Linked DNA regions of Homo sapiens: all the other regions are linked to region 3. Evidence: read pairs that join two places in POLR2A ChIA-PET (ENCODE). Cell type or tissue: HCT116. All regions are shown on one strand. Links, peaks and the distances in the headings refer to the core of each region. The heading gives the core; the rest is flanking DNA. Region 1 holds the start of BMP8A (bone morphogenetic protein 8a). Region 2 overlaps BMP8A (bone morphogenetic protein 8a). Region 3 overlaps PABPC4 (poly(A) binding protein cytoplasmic 4).

Region 1 (9,957 bases), core at 4,229-8,228, 68 kb before region 3:
GATGCTTCCACAGCCAAAGCTGGGCCATGCGTTCTCATCAGAAATGATCACATTTGAGAGAATGTAAAAGGAAATGTGGGTCTTCCTCAGACACCAGTCCAGTGTTGGGATGAGCAGCTTGCTAGTAATTTTTCCAACACGTCATACTTACTATGGCTGCTGTTGAACCAAGAAAGGCAGGGGAAGATCACATCTGTTCTCCTGCTACTGTTCCTCATGGGAACCTAGGAATCTTCCTTCATTTCCTGGCTGGCTGCTTCCCCTCATTTTGCCTCTATCCATCCTGCCCATGGATTAGCCCGGCTGGCAGGCTCACCCACCTGTGCTGAGGTGGTTGAGCAACCTTGCTTGCCTCCACTTTGGGGCCATGGAAGGTGACAGTGCTGCTGATAGAGTGGCTTTCTAATCCCCAGGAGGCAGCTTCTCAAGTAGAATCACAAAGCCAGAAAAGGCTTCAGCAACTTCTGTATGGATGAGGAAACTGGGGTGCAGAAAGGCTGTGAGATTTGCTTAAGATCACACAGGATCAGAACCCTAGCTTCTGCTCACTTGTTCTTCCACCCCATGCCATCTCTATTAAGTCTGCTGTTTTATTCTTGAATTCCAGACCCTAAAAAGTCTGCCAGTCGCCCTGGGAGTCGGGCTGGGAGTCGAGCCGGGAGTCGAGCCAGCAGCCGGCGAGGAAGTGACGCTTCTGACTTTGACCTCTTAGAGACGCAGTCTGCTTGTTCCGACACTTCAGAAAGCAGCGCTGCAGGGGGCCAAGGCAACTCCAGGAGAGGGCTAAACAAACCTTCCAAAATCCCAACCATGTCTAAGAAGACCACCACTGCCTCCCCCAGGACTCCAGGTCCCAAGCGATAACACTGTCTAAGCACCCCCAAGCCACTATCCACTTTGAATCCTGCTCCATACATTGGGTGTATATTTATTCTGAACGGGAGAAGTTATATTGTTAAAAGTGTAAAAGAATAATTGTGTTATGAAGCTGCCTTATTTTTTTTCTTTTTGTAAGTTACTATTTTCATGTGAATATTTATGTAGATAAAATTTGCCTCCTGGTAACCCTGTAATGGATGGGGCCCAGAAATGAAATATTTGAGAAAAACAAGTGAAAAGGTCAAGATACAAATGTGTATTAAAAAAAAAAAAGCCTATTAATAGGGTTTCTGCGCGGTGCAGGGTTGTAAACCTGCTTTATCTTTTAGGATTATTCCTAAATGCATCTTCTTTATAAACTTGACTTGCTATCTCAGCAAGATAAATTATATTAAAAAAATAAGAATCCTGCAGTGTTTAAGGAACTCTTTTTTTGTAAATCACGGACACCTCAATTAGCAAGAACTGAGGGGAGGGCTTTTTCCATTGTTTAATGTTTTGTGATTTTTAGCTAAAGAGAGGGAACCTCATCTAAGTAACATTTGCACATGATACAGCAAAAGGAGTTCATTGCAATACTGTCTTTGGATATTGTTTCAGTACTGGGTGTTTAAAGGACAAATAGCTGCTAGAATTCAGGGGTAAATGTAAGTGTTCAGAAAACGTCAGAACATTTGGGGTTTTAAACTGATTTGTTGCTCCCTATCCAGCCTAGACACCAGTAACTCTTGTGTTCACCAGGACCCAGACCCTTGGCAAGGGATAGGCTCGTTGGTGACATTGTGAATTTCAGATTTGTTTTATCCACTTTTTTTGCTATTTATTTAAATGGTCGATCAACTTCCCACAAACTGAGGAATGAATTCCACGAGCCTGTTCTGAAAATGTGGACGTAAGACAAACACGTGCTCGTCCTTTAATGGAGTTCACCAGCACACTTGTTAACCAGTCCTGTTTGCTTTCGTCTTTTTTTGTGCGTAATAAAGTCAACTGACCAAGTGACCATGAAAAGGGGCTGTCTGGGGCTCCTGTTTTTTAGCTGCTGTTCTTCAGCTCCGACCATGTTGCTGTGTGATTATCTCAATTGGTTTTAATTGAGGCAGAAACTGAAGCTCTACCAATGAACTGTTTAGAAACAAGACACACTTTTGTATTAAAATTGCTTGCAGTAACAAATATTTTGTATTTCCTGATTTTCTTTTCAACTATTACCTTATCTATAAATGTTACCCTGGGGTATAATCATGTTGTAGGTACTTAAATGCATTCCGCAAATCAAAATATCTTGATGGATAAATTATAGAGCTTAATAGATCTTGTTTTATTTCATCCTTGTTAATTTTGTTTAATATGGCTGGGCATGGTGGCTCACGCCCATAATCCCAGCACTATGGGAGGCCAAGGCAGGAGGATCACTTGAGTTCAGGAGTTGGAGACCAGCCTGGGAAACATAGTAAGACCTTGTATCTACTAAAACTAAAGAAACAATTAGGCATGGTGGCACATGCCTATAGCCGCAACTACTAGGGAACTTAAGGTGGGAGGATCACTTGAGCCTGGGAAGTCAAGGCTACAGTGAGCCACGATTGCACCACTGCACCCCAGCCTGGGTGACACAGCGAGACCCTGTCTCAAAAAAAAAGACAAGCTATTAACATGAACATGTAGGATATCTGTCCTACTTACATGATTAAACAAATAGTATTATGTAAAAAGATACTAGAAATCATGGAGATCCTGGGTTCTCAGAATGGGACCAGTTTGTCACACTATGTCACAGTATGCTGAAATTTCTGGTTAAATGGTAGAATTTCAGAGGTGGAAGCAAAATCGGTCATCATATCTAGCTCCTTTGTTTTACAGATGGAGAAACTGGGATGGGAAAGTACAAGAGAAAGTGATTTCCCTGAGCTCACAAAATGAATAAATGACAGAAGTGAACCTTGAATCCAGTCCTCGACTCCCTGTTCAAGTCTGGCACTTCTATTTCCTCCAGCCTCTAGTCAGTTGGCTTTATAATAGAGCAGCCAAATGTTAACTTAGTAATAAGAAGAAAAGGGCTAGAGGCTTCGGAGGTAAAGGGGCTAAGACTCATGCCACCTGTGTTCTTGGTCATTAGGCCGCATTCCTTAGGACATAGGCATTTGGTGAGATCGATGCATGTTTGCCAAAGCTGTTAAGGCCAAATACCCAGATTAAAAGGAATTTGGAGCCTAATGGATTCTGAAGGAAGTGCTTACTCTGTTCTCCATGGAACTGGGGAACTTCAGGCTGCCAGGACTTTGTATAGGATAGTGTTTTCACCCTAATTTGCTTCCCCTTCTAGGCCTCTTGGCAGCAGAAGCATGTGAGACCAGCTTGACCTCCATCTTCCCAGATTGTGGGTTATGGTCCAGAATCTTACCAAGTAATTAAGGTTTTCTGGGGTTTTGTGGCAAAGTTCAGCTGGCAGCGGCACCAACGAAAAGTGCATTTCTTTTTTTTTCTTTTTTTTTTTTTCTTTTTTTTTTTTTTTTTTGAGATAGGGACTCATTCTGTTGCCCACTGGAGTGCAGTGGCGCAATCTGGGCTGACCGCAACCTCCGCCTCCCAAGCTCAAACTATTCTCCTGCCTCAGCCTCCTGAGTAGCTGGAGTTACAGGCACATGCTACCATGCCTGGCTAAAAAAAAGTGCATTTCCATTCAACAAATGCCTGTACACAAGACCATGTAGGAAATAACAAGATGCTAGGAAAAGGGTTAAAGTATAATCACAGTCCTGGGCCGGGTGTGGTGGCTTATTCCTGTAATCCCAGCACTTTGGGAGGCTGAGGCGGGTGGATCACCTGAGGTCAGGAGTTCAAGACCAGCTTGGTCAATGTGGTGAAACCCCGTCTCTACTAAAAATACAAAAATTAGCCAGGTGTGGTGGTGGGCACCTGTAATCCCAGCTACTCGGGAGGCTGAGGCAGGAGAATTGCTTAAACCTGGGAGACGGAGGTTGCAGTGAGCCAAGATTGCGCCATTGAACTCCAGCCTGCAAGAAAAGAGAAACTCCATCTCAAAAAATAAATAATAAGTAAATAAATATATATATATATAATCACAGTCCTGTGATAGAAATGCTAAATGAGGAAGGAAAATTTGGTGTCTGCTGGGGCCTTGAATGATGCAATAACTAGCTCATATTTATTGACTGCTTACTGTAAGCCAGTGATTGTGCTAAGTGCTCTATATACATTCTCACTGAATACGCTTAACAGTTCTATGATCATTAGCCCCCTTTTCTTGATAAGACACTGAGCCTGAGAGAGGTTAAGATCACAGAGTTGCCAGGTGGCTAGGGAAAACCCTTGTTTTGACACTACTTTCTCCAAGAAACCTACCCCACCTCAGTTCCCTTCCAGTCCTAATGTTCTGGATTCCACTCATGTGGTCTGCTCCCACTTCCCCGCTCCTCTGCCCTTACAGCCACTTTGCTGGCTCCTCTGGGAGCACAGCTTTCATTTTGCTTTGGGAAATTGCCGTGTTCACCAGCTGTCACCCCTGTTGCTGTGGGGGCTGCTCAGGGGCAGGGGGCTTGTCTGCTCCATCTCTGGTTCAGGGCACAGCACAGAGCAGCTCACGGTGGTTGTTGCTGAACTGAAGCGTGGGCAGAGGCCCTTGGAATGGCTAAAATCTGCTGTTTAGGTTTATGGGAATGTGAAGCCCGTTGTTTAGAAAACACAGCTCTATCTCCACATCCTAAATTGAGAAATGATTTCTGTTATAAGAATCAGCCCAGCACTGGGCAGCTTGCAGTCTAGCTGGGAGCCCAGAATTGCACAAAACAAACCTGAGAATTGTACAGGCTGGATCTAGGGCCTCAAGTGATGTGCAGTGGATTCAAAAGGGGCGTGCAGAGAGGACAGTGAAGGGGGTGTGGGCAGGAGATTCCGAGACTCTGACCAAGATGACATGGGGACAAAGCCCTGTGGATTCAGCCTCCTAAACAGCTTTCTCCTCTGCCCCTCCACCCCATCACCATTAGAGACTCATGGTCATTGTACCCACCCCCACATCTGATTGCTGTACCTGCCTCCAACTGCAGGGCCCTGACTCCTGTCTCCCTCTGATCCATATTCCGCTCTGCTTCCAAGCTCTGGTCTTGGGTACTTTCAACGGTTATTCTGCATTATCCTTAGCTCAGTATCCTTATGGGACAGTCCCAGTCCGCAGGGTAGCCCCGGCTTCTAGGCGGTGGCATCCACATCTGCTCTGCCCGGAGCTGATGCAGGTGCCTCATGGGGGGCGCTCTGGGGACCGCGCAGAAAATTTACGAGCAGTGTGGAAATATACCTGTTGGGTAAAAGACAAACTAGGCGTGTGTTTAAGGCACCAGCAAATGACTATTTAGATTAAGAATTTGTTGTAGAAAATTTTATTGAAGTGATGACTTCCAAATGTGATTTTTGGGGGCATTATACACTTGCTTCGAGGTTTAATCTTCAATCCACATGGCGGGGCACCATAATCTCTGGTGCCCAGGGCCCTCGTCTAGCCCCTGTGAGGCCCTTTGCGGTGCCTCCCTTGCCAGCCCCTCCAGCCTCCGCCGTTTGCCCCCTGGGCTCTCCAGTTTCCACTGCCCCCCTGCCCGAGCGCAGCTCCACTGCTGTGTGACCTGGCGTAAGTCCCTTAACCGCCGTGTGCCTCAGTTTCCTCATTTATTAAAAGAGGAGGTTCCAGTGGTATGTACCCCCTAACGATGTGCGAGCATCACAGAAATGACACGAGACACACACTCAGAACATGCCTTGGCGTGGCAAGTGCTGACTGTTGCCATTATTAGGCTCCCCAGCCGGGGTCTCAGGGCCTTGGCACAAGCTATTCCCTCTGCCTGGAGCACTTTCCTCCACTGACCTTTCCTGGCGCTCCAGGTCAACTCCAGGAGCCTTCCCAGTGCAGTCTAGGTGCCTTCTCCTTCCGCAGCGCCTGAACCACACAGGAATAAGTAAGGCGAGAGCGCGCCCAGGGAAGAGCAGGTGTGCAGAAAGGGACTGAGTCAGTCGAGACGTTTCCGCGGGGATCCTTCTCTTGGCAGGCCTGCACCGGGGCCGTGGGGACTGAGAAGATGTGCACAGGTGGCTCCCGAGTGCTCGGGAAGGGCCCCAGAGCTTCTGGCCCAGCTGGAGGCAGGAGGCGGAGCCTCCTCCGCAAAGCTGGATCAGTACCGGGGACGCAGGGCGCACAGCTAGGGCTGGCGGGGGCGGCCCGACTGGGGCGCTGCCTGGGCTCACGCGGGAGCCAGGTGGGGGACGCAGGGAGAAGCAGCCGAGCAGGTGCCGAGAAGGAGGCGCCCGCAGAAGCGCATGCAGGGGCCACGGGGAAGGCGCCAGGAGGCGGTGAGGGGCCGCGGTGGCCGGAACCCGGGCCGGCTGCTGCGGGCAGAGGAACAGGCCCCACCCGCGGGGCTTGGCTGGCACCGCCCGGCTCTCCAGACGGGGCTACGGCCGCGTGTCGGGCCCGGTGGCGACCACGGCACACCACGGCGAGGCAGCCGGGTGGCACCACTGGCGGGACCGGGACGGCGCCGCGGCCTTAGGATCTCTGCGCCGAGGCCCGCGGCGGGAGCCACGACGGCCCTGACCACGCTGACGCCCAGGCTGCGGGCTCCTCGCCCGGACCAACCGCCAGCCACGCCGAGGTCGCACCTCGGGGTCGCCCCACCCGCAACACCTGCCGCCGCCCGGGGCTCCTAGCGGGCGCGGCCTCCGCGCCCAGGCCCCGCCCCCGCGCCCCCATTGGTCAGTCCCGGGGGTGGGCGGGCGGCACAGACGGCTGAGCCGGGGCAAGGACTCGCGGGAATCGCGCCGCCCGGGTCGCTGCCGGAGCTCGCCGGTCGCCCCTGCGCTGCGCGGACCGCAGCCACAGCCGGACTGGTGGGAACGGCGGCGACAGACGGATTGGCTGACAGTCCCAGCCCTCAGAACAGCCCCGGCCTCGAAGCGTTGGCGTCTGCGTCCGCGTCAGCGTCCGCTTGTCCCGGAGCCGGGGCAGGTGCGCGCGGGGGGCGCTCCAGGGACCGCGCTGAGGCCGCAGACGCCGCCCGCCGAGCCCCGCCCCCTGCTCGCCGAACTCAGCTCCCCGTTCGCCGTCGGGGCGTCCCCGGGCCCAGGGGCGGCGGCGGAGCTGATGTGCGCCCGCTGAGCGCCCCCGGCCCGCCATGGCCGCGCGCCCCGGACCGCTCTGGCTTCTGGGCCTGACGTTGTGCGCGCTGGGCGGGGGCGGCCCCGGCCTGCGACCCCCGCCCGGCTGTCCCCAGCGACGTCTGGGCGCGCGCGAGCGCCGGGACGTGCAGCGCGAGATCCTGGCGGTGCTCGGGCTACCCGGGCGGCCCCGGCCCCGCGCGCCACCCGCCGCCTCCCGGCTGCCCGCGTCCGCGCCGCTCTTCATGCTGGACCTGTACCACGCCATGGCTGGCGACGACGACGAGGACGGCGCGCCCGCGGAGCAGCGCCTGGGCCGCGCCGACCTGGTCATGAGCTTCGTCAACATGGGTGAGTGCGGCCGCCCGCGCGGGGACCCTCGGAGTAAGCTGGCTGCAGGGGAGGGGCGCGCATCCGCGGGCGGTGCCGGGCCCTGGCCGAACGGGGAATCACAGACGGTGGACGCGAACCACAGGGGAGTGGGACCGCCGTGGTTAGGGAAGGTCTAAGGGTCATGGGGGCCCCCTGGGCTGCGGGGTGGTCAGGAGCAGAGTGTGGGGGACTGTGGACTCCCAGGCGCTGCCTTCACCCTGCCCCAGACACACCCAGGAGTAAGAATTAGGTGATGTCTTTGCCCACCTGGGCTGCCCCGGGAAGACAGCCTGGTCCTGGGGAGACAGGTGAGTAAACAGAGGCCGGGATGCTGTCACTGTGATAAGGACAGTACTGAGGAGAGGGACAAAGTTCAGCGTGGAAACCTGTGGTCACATCATCGGAGTGACCAGAGCTGAGTCGCGTGCCCTGAGTCCACAGCAGGCTCTTCCCTGTGCGGAGCCTGGGTGGGGTGCGGCTGTCAGGGGAGCGGCTGGGGAAGGAGCAGACTCAGCTCGCTGGGGCAGGGACTGTGGCCTTGTCACCCTGGGCCCTGCACTTAGCATGTGGCCTGGTATAGGGTGAGTGTCCGGTCCTGTGGAATGGCCCAGTGGGCAGCTGGACCCACTGTGTTCTCCCAGGCAAAGCCGGGCTTTTCCTGTCTGCAAACATCTTGTATCAAACCCTGGAGCTATTTATTCCTTAAGATCTCAGATTTTTCTTTTCCAGTACTAAACTCTTTGGTCTATGCTCGTGTAGTTACTGTTGGTCAGGTCCCCCGTCTGCTTTGCCTCCTGTCTGTGGCTAGTGACAGGCCGGGGTCTGGGAGCCAAGGACCACAGCTCAGCCCGAAGTGGGGGAGCTGTGGGGCTGAGAGCAGGGAGTGGGTACCTGCCCCAGCCACCAGCCTCCCTCCACAGACAGCATCATTAATTCTTCATCCTCCCGACAACCCTGATAACAGCCACGGTCTTCATCCCCATCTCCCAGATGAGGACAGTGAGGTTCAGAGAGGCAGCGCCATGCCTAGGACAGCGCAGCCTCTATGTTGCTGAGCCAGGACAGGCCCAGGAAGCCTGACTGTCCATCCAGGGCTCAATGAGATGACATTTCTGTTGTCAGGTCAGGCTTTCAGGGTGCAGAGAGCTTTCTGAGGAGTCTGGGCTGAGGAACACAGGGTACTGAGCTGCAGCAGGTCTTGTGGGGCCATCAGCCATTTGCTTCCTACACTAGAGCAGAAGAGGGCATGGCCAAGCCTCTGCTTCCCGCAACCCAGAGCTGGTGGTGGAGGCGAGCAGCAGAAGGCAGCCATTCACCATCGCTGAGCGCCCAGTGCCAGGGACAGGACTCTAGCCGGTGGGATCTGTATGCTGCCTTTGTAGTTAGAGGACAGGGTGGGGATGTGGGACAGAGGAGACCATCTGTGAAGCTGGGGCTGGGGCTCTGTCATCAGGACAGGCTGACACTGGGCTCAGGACCAAGAAGAGTTGTGGATGGAGTCGTCCAAGAATGTCCCCAGGGAGCCGCCCATCAGAATGCGTCACCACCCAGCCCACATCCGACCTCCCCTGGCATCCCCTGGGTCAAGGCATGCACAGCCTGGTGGGGCTGTTGCTGTGAATTGGGCAGGGCCCACCCCTCTGTGTGACCTTAGGGAAGTTCCTCACCTTCTCAGCCTTGGTTGCTCCTTATAAAAGGAGGTGCCTGGTGATCTGTCCTCAGGGTTGTTGTGTGATTGGTAGAGGGGCAGGAGTAGAAAGCCTGTGCTGCTCCCCTCAGAGGGTGAACCTGGACCTGGGCACTGTTGGCCTCCCAGCTGTGGCCCAGCCTTAGTGTGGAGGTGACAGGAACATCTCCACATGTCTTGTACACGTGAAACCCAGAAATGAACTCTAAAAGCCAATCAAAGGTGTTTGTACTTATTTTTAAAATGAAAAGTAGCATGTGAACTTTTTCTTTTCTTTTCTTTTCCTTTCTTTCCTTCTTTCTTTCTTTTTTCTTTTTTCTTTTTTTTTTTTTTAAGAGGCAGGGTTTCACTGCATTCCCCAGGCTGGAGTGTAGTGGTGCGATTATAGCTCACTGCAACCTCTAATTCCCGGGCTCCAGCAATCTTCCTCCCTCAGCCTCCCCAGTAGCTAGGGCTACAGTCGCACACCACCACACCCAGATAATTTTTAAATATTTCTTGTAGAGACGGGGAGTCTCACTGTATTGCCCAGACTGGTCTTGAACTCCTGAACTCAAGCAATCCTCCCACCTCAGCCTCCCAAAGTGCTGGGATTACAGGCGTGAACCACCATGCCTGGCCACGTGTGAACTTTCACAGCCTTACAATTCCTCATTTAATTCATGTGAGACTGTTTTGCCAGCCCCATTTCATGCGCTCAGAGAGATTAAATGGCCAGCCCAGGGCCACACAGCACATCCAAGGTGACATCCATGGCTGTGGATTCCAAATCCCAGCTTCTTCCCACACCAGCTCTGAGCACTTCATGAAGACTCGGGGCCTCCAGCGCCGTGGGATTAACAAGCAGATCGTTG
Region 2 (9,957 bases), core at 456-4,455, 60 kb before region 3:
AGCAGGTTGTCCCCCTGCCTCCATGTGAAACACAGCAGCTGCCTCCACCCCAGGCCAGGTCCCCGCCTATCATTAGATGCAGTAAGTGCTGTCGAATTGAACTGAATGTGAATGTGTATTGTAAGCTGAGAAGCCTGTTGTTAAAGAATTTTTATTTTGGGGGAATTTATAGAAATAATGCATGCTCATTCTACAAAATTCAGATTCTGCAGAAGCATGTAACTTGGGTGCCCCTAGGGAGCCCCATTCCTACCAGACAATCCTTCCGGCAACTACTTTCTGATTTTCATTGCCATGGCCTGTTCTTTGAACTTCACATAAATGGAATCTTACAGTGCATACTCTTGAGTCTAGTCTTTGACTCAGCATGCTTCTTTTTCCATTTTCCTCCATGTTGTTGTATCTGTAGTTCTTTTTTTCATAACTGAGTTGTATTCCATTGCATGAATATACATACCACAGTCCATCCATTGTTATGGACATTCGGGTTGTTCTGAACACTTTTATCCACATCCCTCTGTGGATATATTAAAGCAGGGATTTTAATCTTGCGTGTGCCATTTGGGAGCTGTGCGATGTTGAGCAGCTTGTTTAAAGTCCCTGAAACTCAGTTTCCACACCTTTGAGGCAAGGTAAGTGAGCCAGCCTCCCGGGGTTGCATGCAGTGTGGCCAGCTGGAAGCCGACACACAGTAGGAACTTCACAAATGGGGGCTGATCGATTGTGCCCCACTTCTGCACCATTGCTCGTTGGGTAGCTCCTTCATAGAATACACTTACCTCCATTTTTGCTTGTGAAAACTCCACCCACTTTTCAATGAAGGTGGGTCAGGGTTTCCATAAATCTCTCTGCCCCTACCCCACAATCCCACAGGGACAGGCTCTTTCCAGGCAGAAGCCCCACCTGCATTGCATGCACTTTTCTTAGGATTCCAGTCGCTTTCTGCCTGTGTGACCCAGGGGCTCACCTAGCCCCTCTTTCTCCTACTCCCCAGCAACCCCTGAACAACCTGAGAACAGGACCAATTCTGACTCTTCCCTGCCCCTGCCCCCCACCCCGTGGCAGGAAGTTGAGGGAAAGAGGAACCCAGCAGGAGGCAGGGAGAGCCAGGAGGAACCTGGGCCTGGTCAGGTGGGACAGAGTGGGGCCGGCCCTCCCTGTCTGTGTGGGGGCCAACAATGGGTGCCATAGCTCCCTGGGCCCTCCCCTGGGACCCCAGGTCCCCACAGGGCCCTGCCTGGAGGAAGGTGGCTTCACGGGCATTCTCGGGTGTCTGTTGATAGGAGGGCCTTGTTGACGGGTGACCCCCATCCCAATATGTCCCATTGAACTCCAGGGCCACTCATTTCACACTGGCCCCAAGTGTGAACATCCACATCAGAGGTCTCTATTCTGACACAGGCCTGTAATCTAACCCTGGAAACCCTCTGCCCCTCCTTGGCCTCAGTTTCCCCATCTCTGCAGGACCTGAAGTCCTTTCCAGCTCTGACCAAAGAATATGCCCACCCCCTGCCTGCTGATGGGGGCTCCTCCGGGCTGAGGCACAGGGTGGGGAGGTGCACCCAGCCCCCCTCCTCCTGGAACCTCTTTCCCACAGGCAAGAGAGGATGTGTCACCATGACCACTTCTTTCTGGAAAATTCCCACAGTTCATTCTTTCCCGGGATTTCACTGGAGGAATTGTGTCTTTCTTGCTAACATCTCCTGGGATCTATTCTTGGCCTTGGCGGGCTTGATGTGGAGGCATGTGTGGGTGTTCTCTTTTAATTTGGGGTCCAGAACTGTCTGAGGCCTGGACCGGTAATTATGAGAGCAGCACCATTTATGGAAACAGCCCTTGAAGCAAGCCAGTGATGAGACCCAGCTGGAAATACCTCAGCATGGAGCCCTGGGCCCGCCTCGAGGCGGTGCTGAGATTTCTGGGTGGGAGAAGCCCCTTCAGGACGCAGAACCAACAGGTCATGAGTCCCGCCCTCCCTTGGCCTGCAGAGGCTGTGGGGCCCAAGCCTTCTTTTGGGTCTGAAGTGCCCCTGCCCCACCGCCTTTGCTGCCTGTGGGACCAGCCAGGCAGGCCCAGCCCATGCACCCGGGGCTCTGGGGGAGCCGCTGTCCACCCTCAGGGGCCAGGCCGGGAGAGGAGGCAGGTCCACAGCAACGGGAATGTCGGTGGCTTCTGATGGAGTCACATGGGGACATGGTAGCCACACCCAGACTGGCAGTGATACCCAGCCCAAAGGGCTCTGAGTGCCGGACACTGAGCCGCTGTCCTGGGGACAAGAGGCCCTTGGGAAGAAGGGGCCGGGGCACCCCCGCTCTGGGGCCCCGGAACACAGCGGCCGATGAGCTGACATGCGAGCCTCCCATGTCCACCCACATGGCTCCATCCCGGCCCTCCAAGGGCTCGCTGTCCAGAGGAACAGCTGAACCAGAGACAGCAAGCCCTGGCATGGGGGCCGGGAGAGGCTGAAAGCCTGACCTGCCTGGGGTCTGAGGACTGGGAGCCTTCTCAGTCGGACTGAGAGGGACGGGGCCACCCGGGGAGAGCAGCTTCCAGGAGGGACTCTGCGGGAGGCGTCTGCAGGTAGAAGGCACAAGAGGCCCGAGGGACAGATGGCAGGGCCAGCGCAGGGAGGGCCCTGGGACACTCTTCCTGTGGGCCCTTCGGGGCCGGGGAGGGTCTGAGGGGAGATGGGACAGGTCACAGGCCACAGGATTCTGCTCTGAGCTGGAGGATGAGGGTGTCTTTTGAAGTCCCACTTTTTGGTCAGAAATAAGACAGATTTAGGTTGTCTGAGTGAGACTAAATTGCCCAGAGCACAAAAATAGCCAGAGCCCTTGTTGATGTCGAACTGAGGGTCGCAGGGTTTGGCATCTGGAGGCCTAGCCTGGAGTGGCTGGTGGCCATGCCCGGTGAAGGCCACCTCCTGCCCACAGTGGCCTTTCCTGGAAGAGCAGTGTCCTGAGGTTGCCTTATCCGAGGCTGGAGGAGGAGGCTGAGGGCTCTCTGATTGTTTATTTTCCCAGAGCCACGGTGAGGTGGTTCAGAAAGTAACCTTTTCTGCCTCCCATGTGCAGCTCCGCGTGGATAGCATTGTCTGTCCTGGATTCTGAGCCAAGCCCCCCAGCTGGTGTGTCTCACTGGAACTGGCTGTCACCAGTCCCTGTTGGCTGCAGAAAGCTCTACAGGCGCACTGTGGCCCAAGTGACTTCTCACCTCCCAAGGTCATGCACTGTCACAATATTGGTTGGCAGCAATTGAAGTTTTGAAGTTCTTCCCAAGTCACAGGGCTTCTTTGAATCACTGTGCTGAGTTCTTGGAGGCTGAGAAACAGGATTTCTTGGAGATGAACTGGCCTTGCCTGTCACTCCAACCTCCTCATACACCTCAGCCCCCTGACCACTAGATTCCAACCACACCAGCCTCCTTGATGTTTCTCAAACATGCAGAGCCTTTGTATCCACTGTTCCCTCTGCCTAGAAGGCTGTCCACATCTTCACACAACTGGTTCCTTCTCCTACAGTCGAGGGTATTTTTTTCCCCTTACTTTCCAGGTTTTAGACTAATGAATGGATCCCTAGCATTTTTGAAAGGCAGTGTTTCTCCACTACTGACAATCTTGCCTCCCAGGAAACATTTGGCAATATCTGGAGACCTTTTTAGTTGTTGCAAATGGGGAGGGGAAGGGAGTGCTGCTGTCAGCTAAGGGGCAGAGGCCAGGGGTGCTGCTGAACATCCTGCAGTACACAGAACAGCCCCTGCAACCGAGAGTTATCTGGCCAAAATGTCAGTGGTGCCACAGTTGAGAAACCTGTTCAAGGTGACCCGTGTTTGATAGTGATGATGATGATGGGCTCACCCTTTATTAGATACAAGGTTGTCTTATTCCATCTTGTGTTGCTGTAACAGACTCCCTAAGGCTGAGTAATTTACAAAAAAAAAAAAAAAGAGGTTTATTTTATTTTATTTTTGAGACGGAGTCTTGCTCTGTCACCCTGGCTGGAGTGCAGTGGTACAGTTTCAGCTCACTGCAACCTCTACCTCCTGGGTTCAAGAGATTCTCCTGCCTCAGCCTCCCAAGTAGCTGGGACTACAGGTGCCCGCCACCACACCTGGCTAATTTTTTGTATTTTTAGTAGAGACAGGGTTTCACCATGTTGGCCAGGCTGGTCTCAACCTCCTGACCTCAGGTGATCCACCCGCCTCAGCCTGCCAAAGTGCTGGGATTACAGGTGTAAGTCACCACGCCCAGCCGAAAACAGGTTTATTTGGCATACAATTCTAGTGGCTGAAAGGCTCAAGGCTGGGCAGCTGCATCTGGTGAGAGCCTCAGGCTACTTCAATTCATGGCAGAAAGTGGAAGGACAGTGGGTGTGTACAAAGAGAGCATGTGGTGAGAGGAAGCAAGAGAGCAAGCCAGACTTTTTAACAGCCTCCCCCATCTAGGGAACTAATCCATTCCCCTGAGAGGGAAACCCACCCACTGGCCCCCTCCTCCATGGCATTAGTCTGTGAGTGGTTCATCCCCATGACCCAGACACCTCCCACTAGGTCCCACCTCCGATCACAGCCACATTGGGGATCACATTTCAACCTGAGTTTTGTCAGGGATAAAACACATCCAAACTGTAGCAAGGGGTATATTATCTGTACTGTTCACCTTGCTTTTTTCTTTTTCTTTTTTTGAGACGGAGTCTCACCCTGGAGTGCCATGGCACAGTGACAGCTCACTGCAGTCTCCACCTCCCAGGCTCAAGCCATCCTCCTACCTCAGCCTCCTGAATAGACTATAAGCAAAGTGCCATTGTGTCTGGCTAATTTTGTTTGTTTGTTTGTTTTGTTTTGAGACAGGGTCTCACTCTACCTCAAAACAAAGAGCTAAAGTGCAGTGATGTGATCTCAGCTCACTGCAACCTCTGATGCCTGGCTAATTTAAAAAACTTTTCTAGAGACAGGGCCTCCCTATGTTGCCCAGGCTGATCTTGAACTCCTGGCCTCAAGTGGTCCTCCTGCCTGGCCTCCCAAAGTGATGGGGTTACAGACATGAGCCATCACAGCCAGCTGGGACATTTTCTTGGAAGTACAGTTTCTGAGTCACAGCATGTATCATTTTGCTAGATTACTGCCAGATTTCCTACCCTAGGGATTGTGCCATTTTGCATTCCTGCCAGCAATGCCCAGAAGTGTTCAGGTCTGATCTTAGAGTATCTTACTCATGAGGCCTTCTCAAACATCACATCTAAAGAAACCCCACACTGGGCCGGGCGCAATGGCTCACGCCTATAATCCCAGCACTTTGGGAGGCCAAGGCGGGTGGATCATGAGGTCGGGAGTTCAAGACCAGCCTGGCCAAGATGGTGAAACCCTGTCTCTACTGAAAATACAAAAGTTAGCTGGGCTTAGTGGCAGGCACTTGTAATCCCAGCTACTCGGGAGGCTGAGGCAGGAGAATCGCTTGAACCCAGGCAGCAGAGGTTGCAGTGAGCTGAGATCACGCCACTGCACTCCAGCCTGGCCGACAGAGTGAGACTGTCTCAAAAAAAAAAAAAAAAGAAAAGGAAACCCCACACTGGACTGGAATTGGAGGTGCCAGTATGATCTCAGATATTTAAAATAAAAAATATATATGTACCAATACATACAGATGTGTGTTTTTGCACACATTAATGTACACACATATATTTCCTAGCTCTGTGCACTGAAAGGGCCTAAAAGTATTGACACTCCAGGACAGTGAGCAACCCAGTGCCCAAATCTTGGTTTCTAAATCTCTCTCCAAAAAGCAAAACAAAACAAAACAGAACTCCTTGCAGAAATGGCTGATTCCAGGGGTGGGGATGGAAACTCCCAGGATGCACCTAGAGCATCTTGTGGTGCCAGTTAGAAGTGCTCAGAAAAGGATGATGGGGGCAGTCAGAAGGACACAGGAGCCAACCTGAAGGAGCTGCCAGTGGCCAAAACTGGAACAATTTGAGCAATGAAATAAATAACAATAGTATTGGATATAGCCCATAGAATAAAATAAATACCCTTGAATCCATAATGATATAAATAAATAATTAGGCTGGGCACAGTGGCTCACGCCTGTAATCCCAGCACTTTGGGAGGCCAAGGCGGGCAGATCACCTGAGGTCAGGAGTTCGAGACTAGCCTGACCAATATGGTGAAACCTTGTCTCTACTGAAAAAAGTACAAAATTAGCCATGCGTAGTGGTACACACCTGTAGTCCCAACTACTCAGGAGGCTGAGGCAGGACAATAACTTGAACCCAGGAAGCGGAGGTTGCAGTGAGCCAAGATCATGTCATTGCACTCCAGCCTGGGCAACAGAGCAAGACTCTGTCTTAAAATAAATATTTAAATAAATAAATAACTGTAGAAGAAAGGACAAGTCTTCCTTTCAAAAGAATTCCAGTTAATAAATGTAGAAGGAAAGAAGGAAATAGAAAATCACTATTCCAGCCTGGACAAGATGGCAAGACCCCATCTCTACAAAAAATACAAAAAAAATAGCCAGGTGTGGTGGTACATGACTGTACATGACTGTAGTCCCAGCTACTTGACAGGCTGAGGTGGGAGGATCCCTTGAGCCCTGGGAGGTTGAAGTTGCGTCACTGCACTGCAGCCTAGGTGACCAAGTGAGACCCTGTCTCAAAAAATGAAAAAGAAAGAAAATCACTATTGGCTCATGTCTATGATCCCAGCAAGGTGAGCCAAGAGTTCAAGACCAGTCTGGGCAACATAGTGAGATTTCATCTCTACAAAAAATAAATTAGCCAGGCATAGTGGCATTATGCTTACAGTCTTTCTTTTTTTTTTTTTTTTTTTTTTTTTTGAGATGGAGTCTCGCTCTCTCCCAGGCTGGAGTGCAGTCGTGCAATCTTGGGTCACTGCAACCTCTACCTCCCAGGTTCAAGTGATTCCCCTGCCTCAGCCTCCTGAGTAGCTGGGACTACAGGCACACACCACTATACCTGACTAATTTTTTGTTTTTTGGTAGAGATGAGGTTTCACCATGTTGGCCAGGATGGTCTCGATCTCCTGACCTTGTGATCCACTCACCTCGGCCACCCAAAGTGCTAGGATTATAGGCAGGAGCCACTGCACCTGGCCCATGTATAGTCTTAACTGCTCAGGAGGCTGAGGTGGGAGGATCACTTGAGTTTGGAAGGTTGTGGCTGCAGTAAGCTATAATCACACCACTGGACTCCAGCCTGGGCGGCAGAGTGAGACCCTGTCTCAAAAAACAAAACAAAACAAAAAAAGTATTTTCCTCACGATATTTATTATTTACAAAATGAAAAATCGTGACATTACAGTGGAGAAACCTGGCAGACACCACCGTAACCAGGGAATCAAATTTCACGCCACTAGTAATAAGATAGATTGGTATCATATTGTCCCATTTGATGCTCTGAGAAGGGCATATCACTTTGAAGGGGGCCTGCCCCTCCACGCCTGTGGGTATTTCTCGAAAGGTGGAGATGAGAGACTGAGAAAAGAAATAAGATACAGAGAGACAAAGTATAGAGGAAGAAAAGTGGGCCCAGGGGACCGGCACTCAGCATATGGAGGACCTGCACCGGCACTGGTCTCTGAGTTCCCTCAGTATTTATTGATCACTATCTCTACCATCTCAGCGAGGGGGATGTGGCAGGACTATAGGGTAATGGTGGGGAGAGGGTCAGCAGGAAAACATGTGAGCAAAGGACTCTGTGTCATAAATAAGTTTAAGGAAAGGCGCTGTGCCTCGATGTGCATGTAGGCCAGATTTATGTTTGACTTTACACAAACATCTCAATGCAGTAAAGAGCAGTATTGCCACCAGCATGTCTCAGTCGGTATAGTGTGAGACTCTTAATCTCAGGGTCGTGGGTTCAAGCCCCACATTGGGCGTCAGATGAAGGGGGCCTGCCCCTCCACACCTGTGGGTATTTCTCGAAAGGTGGAGATGAGAGACTGAGAAAAGAAATAAGACACAGAGACAAAGTACAGAGGAAGAAAAGTGGGCCCAGGCAGCACTCAGCATACGGAGGACCCGCACCAGCACTGGTCTCTGAGTTCCTTCAGTATTTATTGATCACTGTCTACCATCTCGGTGAGGGGGATGTGGCAGGACTATAGGGTAATGGTGGGGAGAGGGTCAGCAGGAAAACATGTGAGCAAAGGACTCTGTGTCATAAAAAAGTTTAAGGAAAGTTGCCGTGCCTCGATGTGCATGTAGGCCAGATTTATGTTTGACTTTACACGAACATCTCAATGCAGTAAAGAGCAGTATTGTCGCCAGCATGTCTCACCTCCAGCCATAAGGTGGTTTTCTCCTATCTCAGTAAATAGAATGTCCAATCGGGTTTTACACCACGACATTCCAATCCCAGGGATGAGCAGGAGACAGATGCCTTCCTCTTATCTCAACTGCAAAGAGTCCTTCCTCTTTCACTAGTCCTCCTCAGCACAGACCCTTTACAGGTGTCAGACTGGGGTTGGTCAGGTCTTTCCCTTTCCATGAGGCCATATCTCAGGCTGTCTCAGTGCGGGGAGACCTTGGACAATACCCAGACTTTCTTGGGCAGAGGTCCCTGAAGCTTTCCACAGTGCATTGTGTCCCTGGGTACTCAAGACTGGAGAATGGCAATGACTTTTACCAAACATACTGCCTGCAAACACATTTTTAACAAAACACATCCTGCACAGCCCTAAATCCATTAAACCCTGAGTCAATACAGTACATGTTTCTGCAAGCACAGGGTTGGGGCTAGGGTTACAGATTAACAGCATCTCAAAGCAGAAGAATTTTTCTTAGTACAGATCAAAATGGAGTCTCTTATGTCTTCCTTTTTCTACAGAGACACAGTAACAGTCTGATTTCTCTTTCCCCCACACACTTCTGTGGTATTCTTCAAAATCCATAACTTCATTTTAAACATGAGAAAACATGAGACAAACTCAAATTGAGGGGCATGCTACAAATAACTGACCAGCACTCTTCAAAAGTATCAAGGCCAGGCATGGTGGCTCATGCCTGTAATCTCAGCACTCTGGAAGGCCAAGGCAAGAGGACTGCTTGAGCCCAGGAGTTCAAGACCAGCCTGGACAACACAGTGAGCCCTTGTCTCAATAAACAATTGTTTAAAAAATTAGCTGGGCATGGTGGGGTGTACCAGTGGTCCCTGCTACCCCAGAGGCTGAAGTGGGAGGATCACCTGAGCCCAGGTGGTTGAGGCTGCAGTGAGCTGTGACTGTGCCACTGCACTCCAGCCTGGGTGACAGAGCAAGACCCTGTCTCCAAAAAAAAAAAAAAAAAAAAGTGTCAAGGTTGAAAGGGAAGGAAAGACTGAGGAACAGTCAGATCGGAGGGGCCCCGGGGAAATGACACTAAATGTATTCGTGTATTAATAACATGGGGTCCTAGATTGAATTCTTGACAGAAAAAGGATATTAGTAGGACAGTTAGTAAAATTAGAGAAAAGTCTGGATTTAGTTAACAGTATCAATTTCCTGGTTTTTTTGTTTTTGTTTTTGTTTTTTGAAACGGAGTCTCACTCTGTCATCCAGGCTATAGTGCAGTGGCGCAATCTTGGCTCACTGCAACCTCTGCCTCCCAGGTTCAAGCAGTTCTATGCCTCAGCCTCCTGAGTAGCTGGGATTACAGGCACCTACCACCACGCCCAGCTAATTTTTGTATTTTTAGTAGAGACAGGGTTTCACCATCTTGGCCAGGCTGGTCTTGAACTCCTGACCTCATGATCCACCCGCCTCGGCCTCCCAAAGTGCTGGGATTACAGGTGTGAGCCACCGCGCCCCCCCCAATTTCCTGGTTTTCTTATACTACAGGTTGGTTATGTAAGAAGCTGTCATTAGGGGAAGCTATCAGGGAAAGAATGTATGGGAAGTCTCTGCACTGTTCATGCCACTTCTCTTTAGATCTAAATAATCCTAAAGTATTTCAAAATCAAGTTA
Region 3 (9,370 bases), core at 1,679-5,678:
AATTAAAATAAAATAAAATTCAGTTGTACCACTATAGAACGTAAAACCTGAAGTTGCTTTCCAAGCACTTTGATGACCTTTGTTTATAAAACTTACAGAAATAGAAAAAGTTGTTGGTCTAACAATTATTAATTCCAAAAAAGCTTTAATTGTGTATAGAGCATTGATCTTACCATTGGGTCAGGTGACTACTAAAGAAGGGAGCATCATAGTCTTCGTTCCCAGGAAAAACTTATTTTAGCTGGGAGAGACCAAGAGTAGTAGGAATTACTACTTTATAAAACTCAGGGATAGGCTGGGTGCGGTGGCTCACACCTGTAATCCTAGCACTTTGAGGCAGGCGGACTGCCTGAGCTCAGGAGTTTGAGACCAGCCTGGGCAACATGGTGAAACCCCGTCTCTACTAAAATACAAAAAATTAGCTGGGCATGGCGGTGTGTGCCTGTAGTCCCAGCTATTCGGGAGGCTGAGGTAGGAGAACTGCTTGAACTCAGGAGGCGGAGGTTGCAGTGAGCCGAGATCGCGCCACTGCACTCCAGCCTGGGTGACACAGACAGACTCTGTCTCCATAAAAAAAAACAAAAACAAAAACAAAAAAAACTCAGGGATAGAAGGGCTCCTGAACCCGCTAGTCTTACCGTTGTAAGATATGAAGAGGCCAGGTGCAGTGGCTCACACCTGTAATCACAGCACTTTGGGAGGCTGAGGCAGGAAGACCGCTTGAGCTATGATCAATGACACTGCAATCCAGCCTGGATGACAGAGCAAGACCCCGTCTCTAAAAAAAAAAAAAAAGCTGGCACAGCAGCTTACATCTGTAATCCCAGCACTTTGGGAGGCCAAGGCAGGCGGATCACGAGGTCAGGAGTTCAAGACCAGCCTGGCCAACATAGTGAAACCCCGTCTCTACTAAAAATACAAAAAAATTAGTTGGGGGTGGTGGCAGGCACCTGTAGTCCCAGCTACTTGGGAGGCTGAGGCAGGAGAATCGCTTGAACCCAGAAGGCAGAGGTTGCAGTGAGCCAAGATCGCTCCACTGCACTCCAGCCTGGGTGACAGAGTGAGACTCCATCTCAAAAAAAAAAAAAAAAAAGAAAAAAAAAATGATTTGAAGAACTGAAGGCTCAGTGAGTTTGTGTCCACACAGAAAGTCAGTAGCAGAACTGGGTCTAAAATTCCTAACCTAGAAAATAAAAACAAAAGATCAAATAGAAACTTGCACTGTAATTGTGATACCAATTGAAGAAAAACTTAACCAGGTAAGCAGAGGCCAAGGCTTCACTGCTGAGGCTGAGCTTCCCTGCTACACTCTGCTATTTAACAGCACAGCCGCCAGGAAGGGAGTTCGGGTGGGCAGATAAGGTAGAGTACACCTAACCAGCAGGTGATGTGAAACAAGAACCAAACGTTAAAATTTTTTTTCTAAGAGCTAGGCGCGGTGGCTCACGCCTGCAATCCCAGCACTTTGGGAGGAAGAGGCGGGCGGATCACGAGGTCAGGAGATCGAGACCATCCTGGCTAACACACGGTGAAACCCCGTCTCTACTAAAAATCCAAAAAACTAGCCGGGCGTGGTGGCAGGCTCCTGTAGTCCCAGCTACTCGGGAGGCTGAGGCAGGAGAATGGCGTGAACCCGGGAGGCGGAGCTTGCAGTGAGCTGAGATCGCGCCACTGCACTCCAGCCTGGGTGACAGAATGAGACTCCATCTCAAAAAAAAAAAAAATTTTATTCTAAGACTACCCTCCTGATTCTTACTATACACTTTTTTTTTGAGACGGAGTCTCTTTCTGTCACCCAGGCTGGAGTGCAGTGGCGCGATCTCGGCTCACTGCAAGCTCCGCCTCCCGGGTTCACGCCATTCTCCTGCCTCAGCCTCCCGATTAGCTGGGACTATAGGAGCCTGCCACCACGCCCGGCTAATTTTTTGGATTTTTAGTAGAGATGGGGTTTCACCGTCTTAGCCAGGATGGTCTCGATCTCCTGACCTCGTGATCCGCCCGCCTCTGCCTCCCAAAGTGCTGGGATTGCAGGCGTGAGCCACCGCGCCTGGCCTTTTTACTATACACTTTTTATATTAAATGATGAGAAATCAAAGCCCCCAAATGGTTCCAACTTAAAGTCTAACCTCAAATCCAACAGATTTTTTTTTTTTTTTTTTTTTTTTTTTTTTTGAGACGGAGTCTGGCTCTGTCACTCAGGTTGGAGTGCAGTGGCGCGATCTCAGCTCACTGCAAGCTCCGCCTCCCGGGTTCACTCCATTCTCCTGCCTCAGCCTCCCAAGTAGCTGGGACTACAGGCGCCCGCCACTACGCCCGGCTAATTTTTTGCATTTTTAGTAGAGACGGGGTTTCACTGTGTTAGCCAGGATGGTCTCGATCTCCTGACTTCGTGATCCGCCCGCCTCGGCCTCCCAAAGTGCTGCGATTACAGGTGTGAGCCACCGCGCCCAGCCAGATTGTTAATTTTTGTAAATTTCAACCCATAGCCACACCATCATCCTAGCTCTGCTGTCCTCAGAACCTTCCTATTCCATCTCCAAGATCACCACCATGCTGACCTAGAGAGACATCCCCCTGAAATTCATTATATACCAGCCATACACAGAATGCTCATGACTTAAAATTTTTTCCTATTTTCCTGGCATCAGGAATCTTAAGAGGGACTTTTCAGTGTCACCTGTTTCATAATACAGCAGAATCAGAATATCTGTGATGTTTCCAAAAGGAATAAAAGTAGCACAAAGAACTGTCCTTCACCCCCTTTGCAGATACCAAGAGCATTCTGAATCAATGTCTCCACACTTTTGGTGCAGTTGCTCCAACACCTTGTTAACATGAGCACAGGGAGGAGAGGAAGGGAGGGGTCCCAATACTCTTCTGGGTATAACAAAACCACTTGTGAGATACACTCCTCTCCCTATCCCTCTTCTGACCTACATTTTTTGCCCTGGTTTATGGTGACAATTTCCTGAATGGGATCGCCTTCTTTTTCTCTCCTCCGTTATCCCAAGAAAATACAAATACGATTATATTACTCTTCTGGTTGGTATTCTTCAAAAGCAGTCCAATGGCCAACGGAGAAAAATCCACATTTCTTAGTATAGCATATACTAAGTATGGCCAGACTCTGGGTTTTGACTCTCGCTGCTTGTCTCCATTCAGGCAACAGCCTGGCTCCCACCTTGGCTGCTTGGTTAACTTTGCATCTTTCAAACCCATCTCTGGACTCAGAGCATCCCGAAAGTTTACCCTCACCTCTCCGGATGGGGCGGTCATTCCCCAGTCTGGTTTCAACATCACCGTCCATCATACAATCGCCATCACAGCATTCACCAACTCGTGCAGTGAGGCTGTTCTCGTAATTTCCCAGCTATTCTGGGACCTCCTTCCTCTAATGGACCAGAGCTGTGGAGTTTGTGGAACGAACGAATGAGGGCTGACGTCACGGTAGCAGATCGCAACCACCACTCTGGGTCCAGGGTCAGAAGGGGTAGGGAAAAGGGATCTGGGCAGCTCTAGCAGGCACCACTCACAGGTCGAGAGCGTGAAGCACCACAAGAGACCTGGCCCAGGATGCGTAGGGCCATGGGTCCGCACCCCGCCCACTCTGCCCACCCCCAGCTCAATCTTGGCACTGCCTGCGAGGACCCTGCCTTGCTCCACACCACCCTACCCTTTGTGAACCCTCTCGGCGGCCGCCATCTTGCTTCCAGCGCTTCCGCCGGAAGCCCGCACCGTGCCCCACCCCATCCGGCACCAGATTAAGGAAAGAAGGGGCCGTCCGGAAACAAGGACATCTCCTTTAGATCTGTTAAGGTGACACCAGATTTTTTTTTTTTTTTTTTTGAGACGGAGTCTCGCTCTGTCGCCCAGGCTGGAGTGCAGTGGCGCGATCTCGGCTCACTGCTAGCTCCGCCTCCCAGGTTCACGCCATTCTCCTGCCTCAGCCTCCCAAGAAGTTGTAACTACAGGTGCCCGCCACCACGCCCGGCTAATTTTTTTTGTATTTTTAGTAGAGACGGGGTTTCACCGTGTTAGCCAGGATGGTCTCGATCTCCTGACCTTGTGATCCGCCCGCCTCGGCATCCCAAAGTGCTGGGATTACAGGCGTTAGCCACTGTGCCCAGCCGAGGTGACACCAGATCTAAAGGAGCCTGCCAAGAGGGATGAGCATTCTAAGGACTGCCTGGATGGGGCACTAAGGAAGCACCAAGCAAGCTCCAGGAGGGAAAGCAGGCAAGGCTGGAGCCGCAGGGAAAGTAGGCTGCAAAGGGATGTGATCTTGGCCTTTAGGATGTCATTTTACTGTCACTTTGAACATCAAAGAAACCACAAGCACTGAAGACTTCAGCACCATTTGCTATAGTCACAGACCTCCCATTTTCCCTGCTAGGGGAAAACTTGGTTGCAGAATCTGGGGAACTGGATCCGCTGACTCGAATGCAGCATAAACTGACTGCAGGAAATAAGAGGGGACAGGACACACCCCAACCGAGTTCAGGAAGGGAAGGACGGGGCTCAACTAACCAACTGGGATCTGCAGATCTCACCGTATGTCCTTGGGGTGTGCGCCAACCCCACTCTGCCCCAGATTTTCCTGGGCCAGACCCATGGTCTGCTCTGACCACATCAGATCTCTGTTCCCTCTAAGTTAAATGGGGCTAATGTAACAATCATACTGTAACAGAACAGTGTGGGACAGGATCATATTTAACAGTTCTGTGTATCTTGCTAATCTTTGTCAGCTTCAAGTCAAGAAAGAATAAACTATCACTGGAACCAATTCACATCCTAAAGTTACTTCCAGTGAAAACCGGAATTCATAGAGTAAAACTGTGGTCAGAGACAGAGGCAGTTTTATGGAGATTTTTTTTCTTTATTGGGAAACGTAAGACTTGGGTACATCAAATAAAACCAATTTCTGGGGGAAAAAATCAAAACCCACAATAAAAAAAAAGTTAACACTGTCTGGGCCACAGCAGAACCCAAAGAACATATTCGTATAATTGAAAAATTCTAGGTGCTTCATAATTGACCTTTTGATACAAAATGACCTATTAAATTTGCAATTTGTAATCCTTGGTGTTGAGGTCCATAGGACAAGCTAGGAAGTCTTCAAACCTTGAGTTGAATTCCATAAGGGGTTATTTGGCTTTTGAATCCTGTAAAGAAAAGCACCAACACAAATAAATGCATAATCAAATAATTTAGATTCATTAACATATAGTGGATAAAGGAAGGTATTCTAGAAGAGAGTTTCTCAACCTCAGTGCTATTGACACTTTGGACATTCTGTTGGGTCTGTCCTCCTGTGTACTGTACAACATTTAGCAGCATCTCTGGTCTTTACCACTAGATGACAAGGCTCCTGAGGCCCTTGACAAGAGGGTCATGACTATGCCAAGTCAACCCTCCCAACACACCAGCTCTGGTCCTTACCATGTGCTTTTTCCTTAGCTTATTTTACTGTCTCTTCTTTCCCTATCTGGAGACACCTACAACCATCAACCAGTACTAGTTTTATTATTCACTCAAGCTCCTGCAGACAAAGTCCACAGTCCTCATGATAAGAAGTCACCTGCAACACACTCCGTGTAACTAACTGTACTTATTGTATTCCCAGAGCTAAGCAGTGAGCATATATACAACCTCAGGTCAAACCACAAAGACAATGCTCATAGGAACAATGCTCATAGGAACAAAAATGAAAATAGCCACACATACGGTTTTTCCTTGTCTAAGAGGTAGCAGCAGCAACAGCGCCCACCTTCTGGGCAGCTTCTTTCTTGGCATGATGAGCCTGTAGAACTGCTACAGCTTCATCCACCTGCGAGAAATCTTCAGGTGGTCAGTGAATCTAGGAGAGCTACTCCACCCCTCCCCAGTGCCCAGACCTAGTGGTGGACCAAAGCCAACTGTACAGATGATCCCTAGGCTTCTGGTGCTAACTACTTTCCCAAATACCCACTGCAGCCTCCAGTCACAGTCAAGGCATGACGAGAGGGGTCCTGGGGGCAGCAGATCCCACTTTCTGCTGCACCTGGGCATCCAAGTTTGCCCCCAGTCTTCCCAAGCTGAGAACTGAAGCTGCAGGGTCTGAGCCCCAGCTCACCTTGGAGCGGAGAGACTCGGGGGACTCTAACATGTGCAGCAGCTCAGAGTTGTCTATCTCCAGCAGCATTCCCGTGATCTTCCCAGCCAGATTTGAATGCATTGTTTGGATGAGTGGGAACAAGCGTTCTCCTATGGGGAGGATAGTTAATAAAAAAACAAATCAAATCCCAGTAAACAATGGACACTGGTGTCCTAGCTGGCATCAGGCTCTGGGACCCTCTTCTTCTGCAAGCAAGTGGGTCACTCACCCAGCATCTGCTTCTGTTCCTGGGGGGGTGCTGCAGCCAGCATGGAGGCAGTCAGTGGCTCCTGCCCCTGCACATGGACCGCAGGCTGGGGTGCCTGGGAACCAGGAAAGGCAGTGGGTTAGCACTGAGGAAAGGACAACACCTGATGGTGGTTGAGTGCCTGTTCAATATCTGAACATCTGACTATGTGAAAGAGGAGAGGAGGTGGCTGTCCTTGCTCTAAAGGAACTAATTTCAGTCCTTGAAGGATTGAGGGGTGTGTTGAGGAACAGAGTGGTATGGACATAAACACAACCAATTACAATGAAAATGGCATGCTATCAGAAAGCGAAGTGAAACGTAAATAATAAAACAAACCTATAGTGCTAGGCAAGCATTTTCTGACATTTCCTTAATACACCCAAAGTTACTCAAGAATGAAAAGCCTTGATATAAATAAGGGTAAACACTTGTATATAACCTTTTCCTGAAAATTAGTTTTCCTTTAGGGTAAATCTCAGTGCAGATTGGATCAAAGGGAGTAAATATCAACACATTTATAATTACATTCCACATCACCTTAATTCTACCAAATGTTTTTGTATCAAATGCTTAAAAACGGTCAACATGCAACGTCAATGCTAGTCAAAGCCTTGCAAAGAAAAGGTATTTTACATAGCATCAAGTTCTAGGAAATCCCCAACTTAGAGAGTATGAGACAGGACAGTTAAAGAGTAATCTCCTAAGCAGCTTATGGGCCTGAAGGCTTAGGGTGACACCTCCACAGCAAATTGCTATTAGGCTCTGAAACAAACTAGTTGCATCTAGAGCACAGGTCTAGAGACAGCAAGTTACAGCTTAGAAAATCTAAGCTCTAGGTTCAACCCCTTCACCTCCTACACACACTTTACATCTTTGAAGCTGAACATCCGATCTGTAAGTTGAAGTTATTTCCTGCATTAATGTACCAATCATCTTGCAGAGCAGCCAAGGATCCAATAGGTCATTGGATGCGGAAGTGACCTGGAGGCTCAAACAGCTGAATGAGCACATTATTTCGTACAAACAGAAGAGGAAGCACTGGCTGCCCGCTCTGAGGCATTTCTGAGTGAACTGGCATCAGGCAGAGCACTTTTAAGCCCCTTCTTTCCCACTAGTGAGCCCCTGAAGGGCAGGGACAGTGAATCAGAACATAGCGTCATAACACAGAGCAGGCATTTAATACCTGTTGAAGGAATCAAAAGCACAGCTTCTTTTACATCAAGTGGAAATGGGGGAAATCCTTTTAAGCATTCTGTCTGGTGAACCTCACCTGCAGAGGCTGTATGGCAGGATGAGGGCTGCGGACACTGGAGGCGTATTTGTAGGGGGCAACAGCCCGGGGAGCAGCAGCAGCAACAGCAGCGCGTGGCGCTAAGTTCTGCACAGCTGTGGGAACGCCTTAGGGAAAGAACAAATACAATTAAAGCCCATCAGTCTGGGCAAAGACCCGTCAAATCCCATCTTTCCCCCTTCTGTGTGCATCCAATACCACCTCCAGACTGGCAGCTGTCAGTCAGCCCTTGCTGGGCGGCACCAGCCCCACCAAAGTCCATAGCCAAGCGGTCCGGGCACTCAGACCCTACAACAGACCAGCAAATGCACATCAGTGTTGGCGGCAGATGTCCAACTGGCCACGTCCCACGGAAGGAGAAATTTCAAAGCACGTTTACGCAACACATTGCACAGGGGGCCACTACTACTTTCGAGGATGAGCCAAAGGATAACATACAACTCTTTCCACATCTTGGAATACAAGACATATTCTGTATACACTGTTTCCTTGTATTCCTCACCCCACCCAAAAGAACAAGCTGCCTCTGTGGTCATCCAGCTAGCAAACTTCTACAACTAACCTTTTTCACATAGGTCACCGATGAGCAAAGAATGTTAAAAGCAACTGACACACCTAGAACTCATACTGTTTCTCTGCTCCTGAAGTGGCCACCTAAGCACACAGCTAAGATTACAGAACCAGGACTCGATAAATTCGAGCCCAACAAACTGACCAACCCAGGACAGAGCCTAGTCATCCTGACTCCCTCCTCCCCAGGCCACACTTCTAAAGGCCAGTTTGCTCACCGACTCTCTGAGTGGTAGTAGGGAGGCCACGAGAGGCCGGAGCATTACCAGTTGGAGCCAGATGGCGAAGAGTTGGACGAGGCCCAGACTGGCGTATAGCACTTGGCATTCCTTGGAAGCCTGGTGAAGAGAAAAATTGCACATCATTGAGAAGTGATGTGGACCAGAACCTAGGCTGTGCCTCAGAGTGGGGAAGAAGGAAAGGCAGGGGAGACCAGGACAGGTATATCCTGGGCTGTCAATTACTGTTCCCCACCACCTACCTTGAGGTCTCCCACCTTGCTGCCAGCGTGGATTAGGCCTCATCTGTGCTAACTGGTTAGGTGTATAATATGGAGGCCTTCCCTGAGCCTGTAAGACAGAAGAATACCCAAACACCCCCTTAAGGACTGAACCCATCCTAGAGAAGTATCTCATCTCATCTCACTAACCAGGACCTAAGCTAATTATTTAAATGTTCTTTCTATTCAAGAGCTGAGGGGTCAGCTAATGGGGACTGTTTTATGCTACCACTGCCACTGTGGGTGTGTGTTTGTGACCATGGGTAAGTCCTTCATTTTTACTTGAAGGGTCCTTATTGTGACATTCTAGAACTCTAATAACGAAAAATCCCTCTCCCCAACCACTGCAGAATACTGCCAGCCGGCAGGTTCCCAAGAGCTGTGACCAAACAGCACACCCACCTGTGGGACTGCTGGCACAAAGTAGCCACCCGCTGCAGGCTGGAACTGATTTAAGATGGCATTGGCAGGAAGTGCTCTCATTCCAGCCACTCGTTGCATATACTGGTTGGTCAGGTGAGCCTTTCTCTCTTCCTTCCTCTGGGCCAGGGCAACATATAGTGGCTTGGAGCCCACAATGCGTCCATTCATCTCAGTGACTGCTTTGGTTGCTTCTTCAGGAGATGA

The links. Peaks named below come from ENCODE experiments on the same cell type or tissue, not always from the same donor. Only the 100,000 strongest peaks of a DNase experiment are listed, where the experiment ranks them.
Region 1: POLR2A ChIA-PET joins it to region 3 with 5 read pairs; 6 of 35 experiments call an interaction of 5 or more read pairs at or near these places.
Region 2: POLR2A ChIA-PET joins it to region 3 with 6 read pairs; 7 of 35 experiments call an interaction of 5 or more read pairs at or near these places.

The regions. Positions count from the first base shown.
Region 1 is chr1:39,484,931-39,494,887 of GRCh38, forward strand. BMP8A (bone morphogenetic protein 8a) reads left to right here and starts at 6,706. Exons shown (of 7, transcript NM_181809.4): 1 at 6,706-7,395. The coding sequence starts at 7,062. LOC124904101 (a long non-coding RNA gene) reads right to left here and starts at 6,618. Exons shown (of 2, transcript XR_007065978.1): 1 at 5,759-6,618; 2 at 2,026-5,197. MACF1 (microtubule actin crosslinking factor 1) reads left to right here. Exons shown (of 101, transcript NM_001394062.1): 101 at 608-2,208. The coding sequence ends at 864. RefSeq lists silencers at 6,205-6,834, 6,935-7,034. In HCT116, for the core only: no CTCF peak of the experiment used is centred there; a DNase peak (open chromatin) is centred at 6,641; H3K4me3 peaks cover 1,324 bases; H3K27ac peaks cover 1,056 bases.
Region 2 is chr1:39,496,703-39,506,659 of GRCh38, forward strand. All of the region lies in intron 1 of BMP8A (bone morphogenetic protein 8a), which reads left to right. It also overlaps the pseudogene TRK-CTT12-1. Among named protein-coding and RNA genes, the nearest start is that of BMP8A, 10 kb to the left of the region's middle. In HCT116, for the core only: no CTCF peak of the experiment used is centred there; no DNase peak of the experiment used is centred there.
Region 3 is chr1:39,555,961-39,565,330 of GRCh38, forward strand. It overlaps PABPC4 (poly(A) binding protein cytoplasmic 4), which reads right to left. Exons shown (of 16, transcript NM_001135653.2): 8 at 9,146-9,370; 9 at 8,726-8,813; 10 at 8,463-8,582; 11 at 7,876-7,962; 12 at 7,654-7,781; 13 at 6,363-6,456; 14 at 6,113-6,243; 15 at 5,725-5,827; 16 at 4,856-5,162. The coding sequence ends at 5,738. PABPC4-AS1 (PABPC4 antisense RNA 1) reads left to right here and starts at 9,110. Exons shown (of 4, transcript NR_125979.1): 1 at 9,110-9,259. It also overlaps the pseudogene PPIEL. In HCT116, for the core only: no CTCF peak of the experiment used is centred there; DNase peaks (open chromatin) are centred at 3,461 and 3,761; H3K4me3 peaks cover 2,139 bases; H3K27ac peaks cover 2,174 bases.